2 separate regions of the Homo sapiens genome follow, and region 1 is linked to region 2. A link is a loop called in an ENCODE intact Hi-C map of the cell type or tissue named here. Cell type or tissue: prostate gland. All regions are shown on one strand. Each heading gives the region's core, and the rest is flanking DNA. Links, peaks and the distances in the headings are about the cores only. Region 1 overlaps ARHGAP44 (Rho GTPase activating protein 44). Region 2 overlaps ARHGAP44 (Rho GTPase activating protein 44).

The links. A loop is a pair of places that touch in the nucleus more often than their neighbours do. Peaks named below come from ENCODE experiments on the same cell type or tissue, not always from the same donor. Only the 100,000 strongest peaks of a DNase experiment are listed, where the experiment ranks them.
Region 1: a loop joins it to region 2, with 2.4 times the contacts of the local background. A loop is called at or near these places in 1 of 110 quality-filtered maps.

Annotation. Positions count from the first base shown.
Region 1 is chr17:12,962,689-12,968,066 of GRCh38, reverse strand. All of the region lies in intron 16 of ARHGAP44 (Rho GTPase activating protein 44), which reads right to left. Among named protein-coding and RNA genes, the nearest start is that of MIR1269B, 48 kb to the right of the region's middle. In prostate gland, for the core only: no CTCF peak of the experiment used is centred there; no DNase peak of the experiment used is centred there.
Region 2 is chr17:12,897,308-12,902,685 of GRCh38, reverse strand. All of the region lies in intron 3 of ARHGAP44 (Rho GTPase activating protein 44), which reads right to left. Among named protein-coding and RNA genes, the nearest start is that of MIR1269B, 17 kb to the left of the region's middle. In prostate gland, for the core only: no CTCF peak of the experiment used is centred there; a DNase peak (open chromatin) is centred at 2,015.

The DNA of each region.
Region 1 (5,378 bases), core at 148-5,147, 65 kb before region 2:
CTAAACACTTTGTAAGCAATATTTCGTTCAATGCTCAGAATGATTCAAGTCGGTGCTTACCATGATTTCCCCATTTTGCATATGAAGAAACTGAGGCATTCAGAGTTCAGTAACCAGGATTTGAACTCAGAGGGAGCCTGATTCCAAAGCTCAAGACTCTGCATGCAGGGCTATTTATAGGGTTATGACTTTCACACCGTGTAAGCAGGGAGAAGTAGAAAGAGAAGAACTATAAATGGCTCGTTGATGCTGGAGATGAAATGGCATGCTTCTTTTAAAGTCTGCAACCTGGTAGACCATACAGGGAGAGGATTAGGCCCAGGACCAGTGGAACGACGGCTCAGGGTTCAAGAGGGAAGCAATGAAGTGATGTGTTGGTGAGGAGGTGCTCAGCGATCACCTAGAGCAGCTAAGGGTAAACCAGTAGAAGATGTTGTCTGCTCACTTCTAAGCCCCCTGAACTTAGAAAATGGGTCATTCCTTTTACTCGAAGTGAGAAGGTCACTGGTATTGTGATGGGGCAAGCAAGGAAACCATGTGAGAAAAATGCCTTCCCGGGCACTCCATGATGGCAGGGTTCAGAATAAGCCTGTCTTTGTTGAGGAATTGAGGCAGGAGGGGAGCGTGGACAAATTCAGTTCCAGACATTGCAACCACAGTGTACAATATTCTATTGTGTATCTGCCCACTAAAAGTTATGGGCCATGCTATTTGGGAGGCTGAGGTGGGAGGATCATTGAGCCCAGGAGTTTGAGACCAGCCTGGGCAACAGAGCAAGACTGTATCTCAGGAAAAAAAAAAAAAAAAAAAAAAAAAAGCAAAAAGAGTTGTGGATCAGGATCTTCTGATTCACACCCCGAAGTTTAACCCTGGCCAGTGTCCAGGCATTGACACACCCTGGATGGAGACCTTACAAAAATTAAAGAGAAACAAAGACCTGCCCCAGCAAAACAAAAAAAAAAAAATGAGGAAGAAGGGTGCTGGGGTTGGGGCAGGGGAAGGAGGAGGAGAAGGAAGAAGAGGGGGAGAAAAAAGGAGAAAAAAAAGCCAAAATATAAAATTTGGAAGATCCCAGCTCCAAGAAGAATAGGTATCTATAGGTAGAATACACTTATCACCGGGCAGAATTTTGCTGTGGACCATTCTAGCTGAGTTGTCTGGGGTTAGCAGAACGGACCTCTGAAGATCAGACATCTGCAGTGCTGTTTTTGACTCCTGGTCAGGAAGAATCCTAGCCAGGGGAGGTGTCAGCCAATACATGGCTGTGAAGTGTTCAAGTCTATAGAGATTTGGAAGGTTTTGGTTTTTGTTCTAGAGATCAGTTACATTTGGCAAAGGCCAGCCAAGAAAGAGGGGGCAGGGAAACCTGGTAGCTTCCCAAATATCCACAGAAGCTTCCCAAACACCCACTGTAGGCGTGCACATTCAGGGACTGTAAGATGAACTGTGGCAGGGAGCCACAGGGTCAGCAGATGATGTCCCGGACAGCAAAGGTGAGTGAAAAGGGGACCCAAAGCTCCTAAGACTTAGCCTGGCCTACACACACCCAGTGAGGCCTGAATTCGGTATTTTCCAGCTTTTCTGGAAGTAACTCCTCTCTTCAGTAAGTAGCGACGAAGCACCTTAACCTCTCCAGTACACATAAAGGCCAAGTCCTCTGACAACATTTCAGACTTGGTCCCAGCATCCAACAATGTCTAAGTCCAGGGGAGGAGGCTGATAAGGGGCCTGGACCAAAACATCCCTCTCCATGTAGACAACCCTAAACCAAAATAGGAGTCACATTTTCCATCCATACGCAGAAGACTTTCTAGGTAAGTTTGTCTTATCATAGGTTCAAGCTCTGAAGTAAAATTACTGCATCACTTATCCATGACATAATCTCTTTCAAGGATTTTTTTTTTTTTTTTTGAGACAGCGTGTCACTATGTCATCCATGCTGGAGTGCAGTGACACTATCACAGCTCTCTACAGCCTCCACCTCCCAGGCTCAAGGGGTTCACCCGTCTCAGCCTTCTGACTAAGCTGGGACTATAGGTGTGTGCCACCATGCCTGGCTAATTTTTAAAAATTGTTTGTATAGATGATGTCTCACTGGGTTGCTCAGATTGGTCTTGAGCTCCTGGCCTCAAGCAGTCCTCCTGCCTCAGCCTCCCATAGTGCTGGGATTACAGGTGTGAGTCACTGCACCTGGCCTCAGGGATTTTAATGTGCTGTTCAACCCTCCACCACAGGATCTACAGAGGACATCCACATCTGCAATTACAAAAACAAGTCCCTTGGGGCACTGGTTCAATTTATCTCAGGTGTTGTGATATACTAAATTTGGGAAATGATACATGCTACAGCCCCCTGTGGAGGTCTGTGCCTTGTAACAGCATGTTAAAGACTCTAAGAAGTCATACACTAAAGAAACTGGTTTCAATGTGTTGATCATGTGCTTCAGGAACTTATTAGACATCAGAGTCCACCCTCCTCCCCATTCATAATATAACCAACTACCAGTGGAAACTGGTATACCATAGGGCACAGTTCGAATTATTCTAGAACCCTCTCAATCAAGTGTGCCTTTTCCAAATTACTGAACATCTAGATTAAAGTCCACAGGGGTGGGACAAGCCCTTTGCAGTGCAGCTCTCAAGCACAGGTTGAGAATGGGTCACCCACTAAACAGAGCTCAAGGGAGGCTGCTGGCCCTGATGTAAATATCCCATAGACCATTCGGGTTGCTGTCACCTGGCTCTGGTAGAGAACCCCTGAGGATCAGACCACGGTGGAGCAAGTGTAATGACAGTAGGTGCGTCGGGTTTCAGGCCTGCAAAGAGGAGCTGTATGTTGGTCTTCTGAGAATCACGGCCTGAGGTAGCTGGATCTCCGTGGCAGATCGCCGGCCCATCGGGATCCAAGGACGTTTTGATGGGGTCTGTGGGGCAGCTTCATAGATGCTGTCAGGGCCTTGACATCCGTGGGTTTCAGGCTACGAGAGGCTAGAACTAAGCAGGGGCAACAGAACAGATGGACAAGCCAGCAGGCAAGTGCAGGGAGCAGGGGCCAGAGCCAGAAGAAAGAAAAGAGGCAGTAGGGAGGAAGGTACTGAGGAAACACAGAGGTAGGGAGTGGGCAGTGGTCTACTGAAGTCTCAGATGGGCATCTTGCAGGTCGTGGAGACAGAGAGGAGAGAAGGGGAAGATGGCAGTTATCTGATAGCTATCTGGAAGGGAGGGACGTGATGCTAGGAAGGAGGTCACATTACCCATGTCGCTTCTATTCTGTTTTTTTTGAGACAGAGTCTCACTCTGTCGCCCAGGCTGGACTGCAGTGGTGCGATCTTGGCTCACTGCAACCTCCTCTGCCTCCTGGATTCAAGCAATTCTCCTGCCTCAGCCTCCCGAGTAACTGGGATTATAGGCGTCTGCCACCACGCCCAGCTCATTTCTTTGGTATTTTTAGTAGAGATGAGGTTTCACCATGTTGGCCAGACTGGTCTAGAACTCCTGACCTCAAGTGATCCGCCCACCTTGGCCTCCCGAAGTGCAGGGATTACAGGTGTGAGCCACTGCGCCCAGCCTGTCGCTTCTATTCTTGCCTCTGGGCTTCTCCACAGGTCCTTCAACAGTCCTGGCCCAGCTTGTCCAGGCTCAGTCGGGGATGTAGCCAGTGGAGGCATCTGACAAATGCTTGGAGTCCAAAGCCCAATGCTGGCTCCATGGGTGCTCCCTGACCAACCAGCAAGAGTGCAGACACTTTGGCAAACTCTTCTGAAGGCAGTAGAAAAAAAAATTGATTTGACCAGGAAGTCTGGCACTGTCAGAGAAATAGAAGGGACTGTAGATTTACTTTCATTTATTATTTAGGACTAATGACCTAACACACAAATTTCACTATTCTATAAAACAGTAAAACAACCCAAACAAAAAAGACACTAAAAACATAATCTGCACCCAAAACTTTCTAAGAAAGAGCTTAAAAAGTACAGAAAACAATAGTGTGATTTATTTAATACTTTGTTGCTCAGAGTGTTGGTGGAGTTAGGACACCCTATATATCACACCAATACTCAATGGCTAAAGTAGGAAAGTTTTGATAAATTAAAAAAAATGTAGCATTGCCAAATTCTTCATTCAGAGTGGCAAAATTATTCAGTAGTTCCCAACCCCAGCACATTAGAATCACATACTTATCCCAGGCCAGGCCATTTAAATCAGATGGGTAGATTTGGGACAGGTTGAAGGATTTTTTTTTTTAAGCTTGTTCTGGCTCTTTGTTATGTAACAAACTACCCTAAAACTTAGCATGGTTATCTGGGTCACCAATCTAGAGTTCTGGCAGGGCTTCGCAAGGCCGGCCTGTCTGCACACACGGCACTGGTGCATGGCCGGCCTGTCTGCTCACACGGCACTGGTGCAAGGCCGACCTGTCTACACACACAGCATTGGTGCAAAGCCAGCCTGTCTGCACACACAGCATTGGTGCAAGGCCGGCCTGTCTGCACACACAGCATTGATGCAAGGCTGGCCTGTCTGCACACACAGCATTGGCAGAGGTGGTCTGACTTGGGTTGAAGACTCCAGAATGACTCCTTCTCAGAGCTTGGAGCTGTGCTGGCTGTCAGGACAGTGCTCAGCTGGGCTTGAGGGCTGGGGACTTCCATTTCTCTCCAAGGAGCTGCTTGGATTTCCATGTAGGATGGTACTGGGCTCCAAGAGTGACTGTCTCCAGAGACCCAGGAAGAATCTACAAGGCTTCTTCTGACCTGGCCTCAGCAGTCCCAGAACATCACCTCTCCCACATCCTACTAGGTCAAGTAACTCACTAGAGCAACTCAGACTCGAAGGGAAAGCAATCAGATTCCAACACTCCCTGGGAGGACAAGCAAAGCATCTGCTGCCATCTTTATCAAAGCTCTTGGTGTGGAGCTGCAGTGGATGATTGTATTGGCTTCCTATGGCTGCTGTCATGAGTACCAACCACAAGGTTGGTGAACAACAGAAATTGCTTTTTTTTTTTTTTTTTTTTTTTTGAGATGGTGTTTCACTCCTGTTGCCCAGGCTGGAGTGCAATGGCACTATCTCGGCTCACTGCAACCTCCGCCTCCCTGGGTTCAAGCGATTCTCCTGCCTCAGCCTCCCAAGTAGCTGGGATTACAGGCATGCGCCACGATGCCTGGCCAATTTTGTATTTTTAGTAGAGACAGGGTTTCTCCATGTTGTTCAGGCTGGTCTTGAACTCTCGGCCTCAGGTGATCCACCCAACTCGGCCACCCAAAGTGCTGGGCTTACAGGCATGAGCCACCGCGCCTGACCCAGAAATTGATTTTCTAAATAAATTAGAATCAGTATTACCAGGTGGAAATCAAGGAGGGAGCAAGGCTTTGCTCT
Region 2 (5,378 bases), core at 51-5,050:
GCTTAACCTCAGAATTGCCTGTTACAGAAAAGGAAGGGCATGCTAGTGTGGTAGGCAAGTTCTGTGCCTAAAATATTCACAGACCATCCATTCATGACACACATCTACTTGTACCATTGCCCTGCTGGGGCAGGCTCTTTTTTAGGCACGGAGAACGGAGCTTATGGGGACACAAGATCCCTGCTCCCATCACAATGATGGAAATAAATGATCACAGTGATTTCAGATACTAATATGTGCTATGAAGAAAATAAAATAGGGAGATGGGATTAGGGTGAGGGAGGAAGCAGACACATTAGGTGGTCAAGAAAGCCTCCTGAAAAGGTGACATCTGAGCTGAGAACCGAACAGGGTGCTGGCTTGAAATGCTGGGTAAGAGCATTCCCTGCGGAGGATAGAGCAAGCACAATGGCCCAAGAGGAGTGTGAGCTGGGCATGCTCAGTACCAGGTGAGCACAGCTGAAGAATGATGACAGAGGGGAAGGAAGCCCAGAGCTAAGCTCAGAGATGCAGGTAGAAGACACATCATAGTGTTCCAAGGGCCAAGATAAGGAGTTCAGATTTTATTCTACAAAGGGAATCCCGGAGCAGGATTAGGCAGGAGAGTGAGTTACTGGATTTCCAATTTAAACATTGGCTCCTGCGCTTGCAGAGAAGGGAAGAGGAAGGAGGAGGGAAGGGTTTGGGGTGGAAGATGTGATAGGAGCCACTGTGTTCAGAAAGAGCTGACAGCTGCTTAGACTAGGGTGGTAAATGTTGAAGCCAAATGGAAATTCTTTGGAGGAAGAGTCAGCAGGGCTTACTGACAGCCTGGACATGGCGGGTATGGAAAGGAAAGAATAAAGAATGGTGTCTGGGATTTAGAGGAGCAAGTGCGTGGATTTACAGTACCATTCTCTACTGCTCTGCCCTCTTTGCTGGGTCCTCCTCCTGGTAGAGCAGGAAATGCTGCAGTTCCCAGGGTTCCTGATTCAAAAGCCATATGTCTTCTCACCCTGCATTTTCTCCCCAGGTGATCACAGCAGCTCCCATGGATTCAACAGTCACTTGGGGTTGAGACCATGAGACCTCTCTCTCTTCTTCATACGCCCACATCCACTCAGTTACCAAGCCCTGATACTCTCCCTCCAGGATCTACCATGGACGCCGATTTTTCTCCATCTTCAGGTCCTCGTTGCATCTCACTGAAATTGTTCCCATCTCTGTGTAACTGGCCTCTCACTTCTACCATGGCCCCACCCATGAGTCCTTTATTCATACAATTTTGAACATATCTGATCATGTCTCCCTCTGTTAAAATGCTGGCTTTCCTCTGCTCTTAGGGATAAAGTCCAAACCCTCACCATGTCCTCCTGTAAGGCGTGATCCCATCCTCTGCAGTCCCGCCCCATGTCACGTCTTCCCCATTCGCTACAGTCTGGTCACTCTGGCCACCTTTATGTTTCTCAAAAATGCCAAACTTGGCCGGGTGTGGTGGCTCACACCTGTAATTCCAGCACTTTGGGAGGCTGAGGCAAGTAGATCACCTGAGGTCAGGAGTTTGATACCAGCCTGGCCAACATGGTGAAACCCTGTCTCTACTAAAAATACAAAAGTTAGCTGGGCATGGTGGCAGGTGCCTGTAATCTCAGCTACTTGGGAGGCTGAGGCAGGAGAATTGCTTGAACCCGGGAGGCAGAGGCTGCAGTGAGCCGAGATTGTACCATTGCACTCCAGCCTGGGTGACAAGAGCGAAACTCCATCTCAATTAAAAAAAAAAAAAAAAAAAAAAAGCCAAACTTTCTCCTGTCTCTCGGAACCTGGCACATCTTGTCCTCTTATCTGAGAAGTGTGTTTACCCCTTTTGGTGCTGCTACCTTTCACCTGTCCTTAACGGCCACTTCCTTATGGAAACCTCCCACCATTTAATTCCTAGCAAGCACTTCTTCTTGGCACTAAGACACGGTCTGAGCAGCGAATGCACTGTGAGTATGATGCTTGCCTCCCCCTGGGTGGTGAGCTTCTGCAGCACAGAAATCCTGCTCAGCTGGCTCAGCACTTGGCATACACACCGCCTTGCGTGGCAGACTTGTTGCTTTCTAAATATTTGCTGAATAAGGTGGAGAAACACTTCCACACGGTAGCACTTTATTTGTTGGGTATGACTTCCTAATGAGAAATGCAAGGACTTCAAAAAACTAAACATCTTCATTATATTAAGAGTCTCAAAAACCTAGGAACTAACCAGTTATTATCCAGGACTAAAGATGGCAACATGGAGGCCGGGTGTGGTGGCTCACGCCTGTAATCCCAACACTTTGGGAGGCTGAGGCGGGCAGATCATGGGTCAGGAGTTCAAGACCAGCCTGGCCAACATGGTGAAACCCCATCTCTACTAAAAATACCAAAATTATCTGGGCGTGGAGGTGGGCGTCTGTAATCTCAGCTACTCAGGAGGCTGAGGCAGGAGAATTGTTTGAACCCGGGAGGCAGAGGTTGCAGTGAGTCGAAATGGTGCCACTGCGCTCCAGCCTGGGCGACAGAGCAAGGCTCTGTCTCAAAAAAAAATAAAAATAAAAATAAAAAAAGATGGCAACATGGAAAGGTAATTCATATGCTTTCTATTCTTCATTCCACATAAGGAATCCAGTTTTACTCAGTACCCACAAGACAATAATGTTCTCTCTGGTCACTGAGATAATGGCAACAAAATCCGATTTTTATGCCTACCCACATCTGGCTGGCAGCCACAGCTTTCAGGGCAAAACTTTTAAAAGTGGTATGACAAAAGTTCAGGAGTTGGAACACATGACTAAAGAGCTACTGAGCTTGTTAAAAGAGAAATAACAAAAAGCAACTTACACGTACTCAAGTAGCAACTTACATGTGCTCAAGTAGCAACTTACATGTGCTCAAGCAGCAACTTACATGTGCTCAAATAAAAAGCAGAATATTGCATGGATCCCCATAAAGTCTCTCCTGATCCTGAGACTCTATGACCCACACTCCCGTGTGATTGTCCATCTCTGGACCCTCCCTTAACATTCAATTCCCGAGACAGTGTCTGTTCATTCACTCCCTCCCTCCCACCCCACCTTCCCTTTACCTGATCCTTTTCATTTTATTTCTTTTCCTTTTCACCCATTGCTCCGATCTTGACATATCTCCCTACTTAATCATCACAAAGAACTGGATATACATTTCAGTATTTGAGGTGATTTATAAGTGTCACGTTTCCTATTACATCTCTTAATGTGTTCAGAGAAAAACTGAAAAAAATTGAGTTTGGAAATTTTTTTCCCACAGTTCTTTGATTGTTTCCTATTTTAAATGGCTCTTTGACTTTCAGACCATTTATTCAGTCATATGATGACAAGCAAAGATGAATCAGCATAAGAAATCATTGACAAAATCAAGCACTTAAAATCCATGCAGTGAGGCTGGGCACAGTGGCTCACACCTGTAATCCCAGCACTTTGGGAGGCCTAGGTGGGCAGATCACGAGGTCAAGAGATCAAGACCATCCTGGCCAACATGGTGAAACCCTGTCTCTACTAAAAATACAAAAATTAGCTGGGCATGGTGGCGCACACCTGTAGTCCCAGCTACCCAGTAGGCTGAGGTGGGAGAATCACTTGAACCTGGGAGGTGGAGGTTGCAGTGAGCCGAGATTGCGCCACTGCACTCCAGCCTGGTGACAGAGTGAGACTCTGTCTCAAAATAAATAAATAAATAAATAAATAAATAAATCCATGCAGTGAAATCACTGACCTATACATGCTTGGGCACCTACTTCCACTGCGGACTTCTCCCAGTTTACACGTTTATCACTGCATGCATGTGACTGCAGCCTTCAGAGCCTGGTAACAACCACTGTGTGTCTTCTCTAGTAAGAGAAGCCAGATAGTGTACGTCCTCGCTGGTGAATCATGGCCAGTCATAGCAAACCCATTTATCTTGGACACATATTCACCTTCTCAGCCTCCCTTGCAGCTAGAGAAACATAAATGAAATGAATTCATGGTCTTATCAATCTCCCACTTCCTGCCTGTGATATGGTTATGTGAAGATGTGATGCGTGGAGCTGGAGCAGCCACATTACAGTTGTAAGTGGAGGCCCAAGCGTCACATAGCTGCTGACCCAAAGCTGCTGAATAAACCTTGGAACTGGCTACATCAGAATCTTGTTAAGTGAGGCAATTAAGTGCCTTTTTCTCAAGTCTCTAGGAAGCAGTGTAGTTATTAACCATGTGTTTTATTTTCTGTATTCAGATGCTCTGACAACATCTTGGGCCCTTGCTGACCCTAGAGGGACTGCCCCTCCCAGGCTAGGCAATTCCTAGAAATAGTAAACAACTCACTCACAGCATGCTTTTTAAATGCAAACCAATCTGGAGCTCACACTTCAACAACCTCCTCTAAGGGGCTGTCACACCGCAGGCCACTGTTCATCTGCCCTAATCACCCTTGACTGGTAGGTCAGACAACTAGAAATCGTCCGTAATAATTCAAACTAATCAATCCTATATCTGCTGCAGACACCACAACAAAGGCTCTGGCCCACAGTCCCCTCCTTTACCTCCTGACCAACCCTAGAGCTTCCCCTGTGGCCCTCTGGGTGATGTGGCCTGTCCCCTTCTCTTGGGGAGGGTGAATAATTATCTCTCCTTGGCAATCATCTCCTGATCTGCTGGCTTTGCCATACCTCAAATCTTCTATCAGTGCCCTATACTTCAGATCACTCAAGGATCCAAATGTATCCTTACTGATATAATACGTAAGACTCTCAATCCAATGAAAACTCCACCAATCCAGGTAAATTCATCTGATCCCAGAAAAATAATGTTAGTACTAATCCGCCTACCAACACCAAAGGCCGAATTCAAGCCTCTGGTGGTAGCATTCAGATGATACTCCCGATACCAAAACATACTGTACTTTGGACCAGTTATTTTAAAAATAGTGCTTCTTAGAGCAAAAAAAAAAAAAAAAAAAAGACACAGATCAAAGGCAGGCTTGGCTCCAGCACCCCCATCCGGAACCGTTCCTGGAGTCCCCCATTAGATGTGGGTTTGATAAAAGGGTTTCATGCCCAAAGTCATTTTGCAAACTCTCCCTTTAGACAGTTCCTCTTGCTGAATTCCTGATACATGCAGAATTATTTCTATAGATATTTTTCAGAGCTGTGAAAGTTTTATTTATACACACACAAATGATTCCTGCTGGGAATATTAAGAAAGAAGAAACCAGGGCTTGGAAAAAAAAAAAAAAAGAAATGACTCGTAGGACAAGTAGAGTGGGTTTTTGCACTGCGGCAGGAGCTGGGAAGAAGTATTGTGGCACATTACATGACAGTCCAACAGAAATGAGGCTAACATAAGCCGAGGGGCATCGGGGGA